Regions from separate parts of the Homo sapiens genome. Here region 2 is linked to region 1. A link is a contact called in ENCODE Hi-C or POLR2A ChIA-PET data. All regions are on one chromosome and are shown on one strand. The core of a region is the stretch at or near the end of the contact, and the rest is flanking DNA. Distances in the headings are between cores, read along the strand shown. Region 1 overlaps TBC1D22A (TBC1 domain family member 22A). Region 2 overlaps TBC1D22A (TBC1 domain family member 22A).

Evidence for each region. A loop is a pair of places that touch in the nucleus more often than their neighbours do. ChIA-PET counts read pairs that join two places held with the same protein, here RNA polymerase II (POLR2A). Pooled maps may share reads with other maps.
Region 2: a loop to region 1 is called in a map of IMR-90, with 2.3 times the contacts of the local background. The contact joins two enhancer-like sites. A Hi-C loop is called at or near these places in 1 of 168 maps with a recorded cell type or tissue (IMR-90) and 2 of 50 pooled maps. POLR2A ChIA-PET finds 5 or more read pairs at or near these places in 1 of 52 experiments (Caco-2).

Annotation. Positions count from the first base shown.
Region 1 is chr22:46,789,701-46,793,049 of GRCh38, forward strand. It overlaps TBC1D22A (TBC1 domain family member 22A), which reads left to right. Exons shown (of 13, transcript NM_014346.5): 2 at 2,820-2,876. Among named protein-coding and RNA genes, the nearest start is that of TBC1D22A, 29 kb to the left of the region's middle. RefSeq lists an enhancer at 1,791-1,900. Within about 2 kb of position 1,916, at least 19 of the 41 ENCODE cell types and tissues checked have a DNase peak (open chromatin) inside an H3K27ac peak, as active enhancers do.
Region 2 is chr22:46,969,411-46,972,637 of GRCh38, forward strand. All of the region lies in intron 8 of TBC1D22A (TBC1 domain family member 22A), which reads left to right. Among named protein-coding and RNA genes, the nearest start is that of TBC1D22A-AS1, 55 kb to the left of the region's middle. Within about 2 kb of position 1,446, at least 19 of the 41 ENCODE cell types and tissues checked have a DNase peak (open chromatin) inside an H3K27ac peak, as active enhancers do.

The DNA of each region.
Region 1 (3,349 bases), core at 666-3,165:
TTTAACGTTAAAGATGATGTTCTCAAAGCAGTGGGTGAAAGGAGAGGTTACTGAATAAATGACATTTGAACCCTTCTTTATTTTTTTTTAAAGTTTCCTACTAAACACTATATAGCAAAATAAAATAAATTCTAGGTGGATTGAAAACTTAAGGGTAGGAACGAGCCCTCTAGAAGGATTGAACTAGCACACGGCAATGTTTATGCACTCTCAGAAGGGTCAGGCCTTTCCAAGTGTCGTCCCCAAAGTGGAGTCACGAGGAAAGGACACAAGAGTGGCTCAGCCTCCCAGACCAAGGAAAACAGATTGGCCACCGCCATTGTCTTTCTGTGACTGCTCTAGCAAATCATCACAAACTTACTGGCTTACAGCAAACATGGTATCCTAGAGTTCTAGAATTTGCAAGTCTGATGTGGGTCTCGCTGGGCTAACACCAAGGTGTTGGCGGGGCTGGTTCCTTCTGGAAGCTCCAGGGGAGAGCGTTTTCCCTGCTCTCTCCAGCTCCAGGAAGCCGCCCACGTTCCTTGGCATACAGCCCCCTTTCTCCACGTACAGAGTCAGCCATGTTGCATTTGTGTGACCTTCCGCGGTCTCTTCTGCTCTGACCACAGCCAGGAAGGTTCTCTGCTTTTGAGTACTCATGATTAGATTGTGCCCATCCGGATTGCCCAGGATGGTCTCCCACCTCATTCGTATTCTTAATTGCATCTGCAAAGTCCCCTTTGCCATGTAAGGTGACGTAGTCACAGGTTCTGGGCATTAGGATGTGGACGTCTTGGGTGGGGGCCGTTATTCTGCTGACCACACCACCAGAACGACTAAGAAGGAATCCTCTGTTTACAAGGTTTTTTTTTACAAAGCAGTGAGAAAGTGGTGAGCACCTCATTAGAAAATGGACAAAGGGTATGAGCAGACAATTTACAAAAAGAAGAGGTACAAATGAACAAAATAAAAAAAAAAAGTTTTACCTTACTAATGAATGAAGAGGCACATAGCCGACACGGAGACCACTGTTCTCTTGTTGAATGAGCAGTGGTGTGTGGTGTTGACACTGCTGGTGGGATATGAACCACGGCTCTTCAGCAGTGTGGACCAGTGGCCTTTTTAATGTGTGCTTTATGTCCCAAGCTTTCCATTTCTAGGAGTTTATCCCCAAGAGGTTATCATAGTTGTGTGCAAATATTTGTCTCCAAATATCTTTATTACTTTTTTTGTAATCACTATATTATTTTATTTTTTAGAGACAGGGTCTTACTCTGTAACCCAGATTGGAGTGCAGTGGTGCATTCTTGGCTCACTGCAACCTCCACCTCCCAGGCTCAAGCGATCATCCGGCCATTTTTTTGTAATCACTTATTTTATTTTTTTGAGACAGGGTCTCACTGTGTAACCCAGGTTGGAGTTCAGTGGTGCAATCTTGGCTCACTGCAACCTCAGCCTCCCAAGTAGCTGGGACCACAGGCTTATGTCACCACGCCCAGCCAATTTTTTTGTATTTTTTTGTGCAGACGTGGTTTCGCCATGTTGCCCAGGCTGGTCCTAAACTCCTGAGCTCAAGCGATCCGCCCACCTCGGCCTCCCAACATTGCCAGTATTGCCTTCAACAAACAGAGATTCGTTTATTTCCTGTGTCTGGTAGTCTGTGGTGAGCAGCGCAGGGTTGGGCAGCAGCTCAAAGCTGTCACAGCCCCATGCTGTTTCCTGCCTGTCTGCCCTGCTGCCCTTCATGGTGGCATCTTCACTCACGCACGATGGCTGAGGCCTCACCTCTGTGTTCCAGGTGGAAAAAAGGGAAAGAAGCTGGGGGCCAAAGGGGTGCTAGCTAAGCCTGTTTTTTTTTTTTTTTTTCCAGAAAAGTAAAAACCAGCATTTATTTCTTGCCGGCTATGAAAAATAAATGTGTGTCACAGGGCCAGCCGTGGCTGACGTCAGCCAAAGGAGCAAAGGCTTCTGGGTAGAGGTTGATGAGTCAACCAACAGTGTCTGCCACGTGGGGTATTTCATTTCCATCAGTTTTCCAAATTTACTCTGATGCATGTAAGACTTTTATAGTAAAACTGTTAAGTCTTTTTCTTTTTGAGATGGAGTCTTGCTCTGTCACCCAGGCTGCAGTGCAGTGGCACGATCTCGGCTGACTGCAACCTCCGCCTCCAGGGTTCAAGCCATTCTTCTGCCTCAGCCTTCCCGGTAGCTAGGATTACAGGCATGTACCACCATGCCCAGCTAATTTTTGTATTTTTAGTAGAGACAGGGTTTCACCATGTTTGCCAGGCTGGTCTCCAACTCCTGACTTCAGGTGATCCGCCCGCCTTGGCCTCCCAAAGTGCTGGGATTACAGGCGTGAGCTACCGTGCCAAGCCTGTTCAATCTTTTAAAAAATTATATTTATCTTTTGCAATTCTGCATTCAATTTCAGACAAAATGATGGCAGGTGAGAATTCCCAGGTGGGCGTTTCTTCGAGTTTTTAGTCTGTGGGCAGAGGCCTCAGTTCCTTCATTGCACTCCCAGACACCCTCATCACCGTGTAGATGCCCGAGGGTCTGTGGTGGTGCTTGTCGGGCTGAGGTCCATTCTCAGGGATGGGCTGAATGCCCTGCTTGTGTGGGGTGTGGGGTGTGGGCTTGTATGGTGCCACTCATCCCTTCTGAACTGGGCCCTCAGGACCCCGGGTGGCTGCAGGGGGGCCTGCGACAGCCCATGAGGAGCTGCTTCCTTCAGTCCTGTGGGTTCCTGGGAGCCCACCTTTCGGCTGAGCTGGTGGAGGGCTCTTGGGAAGGCAGGAGAGAGGCTCACTGGTTTTCCTTTTCTTTTCCATCAGCATCCAGCACGTGTATGGTGCCCAGCACCCCCCCTTTGATCCACTGTTACATGGCACGTAAGTGACGTTCCAACCTCACTTGGCGTCTCGGCTCTGATATGGGAGGGCTGTGGCAACCCCGGTCTTCCTGCTTCCTTCCTGCTCCCAGGCATTCCTCAGGGAGGAGACTGGTTTCTCATTCAGCCACACTGATCAAGCAGTCGCTTTGTGTGAGATACTGTGCACCCCGTGCTGCGCATCCCGGTGAAGACGGCGGATGTGGGAGCCACAGCCTGATGTGGGGAGGTGGGGGAGCCCTGGGGAGAGCCAGGAGCTGGCATCCTTTAGCCATGGGCAGCCTGGCTGCAGGCCATCCATGCTGGCTTGTCCTTTCCCCTCCTCCTTCCCGCATTCTCCACCAGCTGCTGGAGCCCGGCCCTGGCCTGTCCTGGCCCCTCCACAGCAGGCGGGAGCGCAGAGTGTGGGGCTTGTGCTGGGCTGTTGTGACCCTGCAGGACTGCACCTGTCTGACAAGTTTCTCACGTGAGGTG
Region 2 (3,227 bases), core at 196-2,695, 180 kb after region 1:
CATGTAAATGGAGCTGTTGATAAAGGGGGGCTTATTTTACAAATTGGTTGTTTTCCTTAATACTATAGCAGGGCAGCATTTTCAAAGAAGGTTAGTTAAATCATCCCCCAAAGCCTTTCTGTGGTCTAAGAAGGCAAGCGAGATGGTTTTTAACTCAGTGTCTGTTTTTATGTGCCATGACTTCACATTTTGTTGTGGTCCACTTGGGCCTGCTGATCTTCTGCCCTGGGCTGTGGGAGCCTCTTCTGCCTCCTCCAGGTTCCCTTGGGGTTAGCCTGTGCACTCGCCATCCCACCACCTTGCGGGCTCTTTGGGGTCAGGACTGACACATTTCTCAACTTGGTGTCCCCAGAGTATAGGGGACGGGGCTGCCCCTTGTAGGGAGGTGTGGTGACTGATGTAGGGGAAGAAAGGGCCAAATGCAGTCCCAGAACACTGTGATACATGCTGGTGTTAATGTTTATAATTAAATGAGAAAAGTAAAAGATACAATCATATTTCAGATGGAAACGCGCTGGTTTAAGTTTCATTATTTTTAATTATGTGTTTGCAAAAATGTCACTGTAGAAAGTCCCCACAGTGGCCCATCTCTGTCATGGCTCCCAGGCTGTCAAGGTCCTTCCTGGCTGGGAGGAAGCTGAGGTTGTATACATCTCCCCTCGCCCTCCCCACAGCCCAGGGATGCCTGTGAATTACCCACCTCCTGGAATCCAGCTGCTTTGAGGCAGCTTGGGCATGTCTTCATGACCCAGGAAGAAATCTCTAAGCCCAGATCTCCCAAGGCCCCGGGGCCTGAGAGCCGCCCCCTGCCTGACCCCCACCCCCAGGGCCACAGCCATGGCTGTCATTTCATTAGGCCCCACCCTCCGTTGATTGGCATCTGGTTCTGCTTCCTGTCTCTGCTTTCACCTGTGTATTGATCATTTTTTCCTTTCAATCGCGTTTCTTCCTTTGAACCCTGGGATTGCTTGGAATTACCATGTCTGTGTTTTCCTTTCTCATTTGTGATCTTACCTGAAAAATCTTTTTTTCGATTGGTGTCAGTGCTGTCATCTCTGCTGTCCTATGGAGTGACACATGTTTTGGGAGATAAACCTGTCCTCCTTGTTGTGGCTTGCCCGGCTGTGAGCATCCCAATGCTGGTCAATGCAGGCCCCAGCCATGGGGCTTCCCAGGTCGTGCCTCGTTCCAGTTTGCTCCCTTCTCGTTCTCCCTCCTTGCCTCATGGGTGGCAGCATGCCTGGCGGACAGTGTGTACCGTTGAGTGGGAAGGTCTTGGGTTAAAATCTGTCATGGGTGTTGGCCATCTCCGAGTCTTGATTCAGAGACCATTCTCTCCCCACAGTGGACTCTGGTTTTGTATATCAGCATCTAACAGATAGAAGCCAGGGAAAACCTGCTGATCTTGCCTGCAGTTCCGCCTGGGCCATACACCCAGGGACAGGGCTCCTCTGGGTGGCCTTGGACCTTCCCAGGCTATCTCCCCAGGGGCCAGACACACCAGCCCGTGGGTATTTTCTGCAGCTTGTCCTGGCCCTCACCCCGCTGTCACAGCCTGGAGTCCAGAGTGCCCTGTGCCACTCTGTGTGCCTTTGCCAAAGTGGGGGATGCTTTCTCTGGCGGGGGATATTTATCTCATTCTAACAATAAGGGTAATTCCAATTCTCCTGGCGTTTAGAAGACAAATCACCACGGGGGCTCTCTGAGTTAAATGCCATTACTTCATTACCTTGAAGAGTAACAAATGGCCCATTGTGAGAAATGACACCTAGAATAGGCCACTGACATTTCCTCAGATAAAATAACAAGCCAGCTAAACAGACCAAGAGAGCGAGGCTCCTGCCTGGCTCACGCGGCGCCTGGCTCTGCGAGTCGGAGCTGCCACAGCCCAGCTGCATCTGTGCACTCAGGCAGAGGCTGTCAAGGTCTGGGAGGCCTTAGTTCCCTGTTTACTCTTATTATCTCTGAGGAAATGTCTCCATGCTTGGAAGGCCCTTGAAAGAGGATACGTCGATGGGAAACTTCTCAGAGGAAGCCTGCTGATGATTGCTGCTGATTCAGTTCCCTGAGAAGAGGAAATAAAATCAGACCCACTCTAGGCCAGCAGAACGTTGAGTTGATTCTGCCCAAACTGTTTTCCCAGGGAGGAAGTGATGCCAGGGGGAGGCCACTTACCCTCCTGTCTATTTGCTTGGCTTTTGCTGCCGGTCCTTCCAGTAGGAAAGGCGTTACGAGGGGGCTGGACTTGGAGTCGAGGCAGGCCTGTCCTGCTCACTCCCACCATTGCCTCACAAAGCACACTGATCAGCGCGTGGAGGCTTAGTTTCTGCATCTGTGAACCGGCAGAAATAACACCTCCCACCTTGGGCTGCCGTGGGAAATTGGGAGACAGGGCCTTTCCCTGGGAGTCCCTGTGGGGGCTTCATCAGAGGGTGTGCTCAGGTCAACCCGGGCTCCTGCGCCAGCAGAGTTTTGAGACCAGACACCTTGCCACTTGCTGGAGGGAGAGCCTGCAGCCCGGCAGGGAGCCGGTGGGTGGACAGAACCACCAGGAGAGTGCTGGTGTCATGGGCACACCCGGCTGGGAGGAGGGTCAGGGGACAGAGCCATGGCCAGCCAGCAGCACTTGTCATCCTAGCCCCGCATTCGAGGAATGGGGAACTGGGACCTGCCTTTTAGGGTGAAAACATGGGCCAAGAGAGTGAGGGCCTGGTTGCACCCGGTATGCTGTGGACAATGGTGTCCTTCACAAGCCCGGGTCCCAGGAGGAACCCATCCATTTCCCCATGCCACTGGGTGACTCCGACACCTAACATTGATGTTTCCAATCTTTAAAGTCGCTTGTTTTCCCCTTTAATTCATGAGCATCTTGAGGGCGTCAGGTCTCTCACTCATGTCTGTGCCTGGTGCCTGGTGTATAGGGACAGATCCCGCCCACGGGACCGGCTCTCTGTGTCCACATTACCCCTTGGTGGAGACAGCCCAGGGTCTACCAGCCGAGGCATGCAGAGACGCGGCGTGGCCTGGCCGTAGGGGTGCGGCTCAGTCGTGAAGAGGAGTGAGGCATTGACACGGGCTGCCGCATGGATGACTCTGGAGAACATTGTGCTCAGTGAGAAGGAGCCAGTCACAGAGGGCCGCAGAGCCTGATTCCAGCAGTGTGAAATGTCCAGAATAGGCAACTCCATAGAGACAGAGGCAGGTTCGTGGTTGCCAGGCGTGGGGTG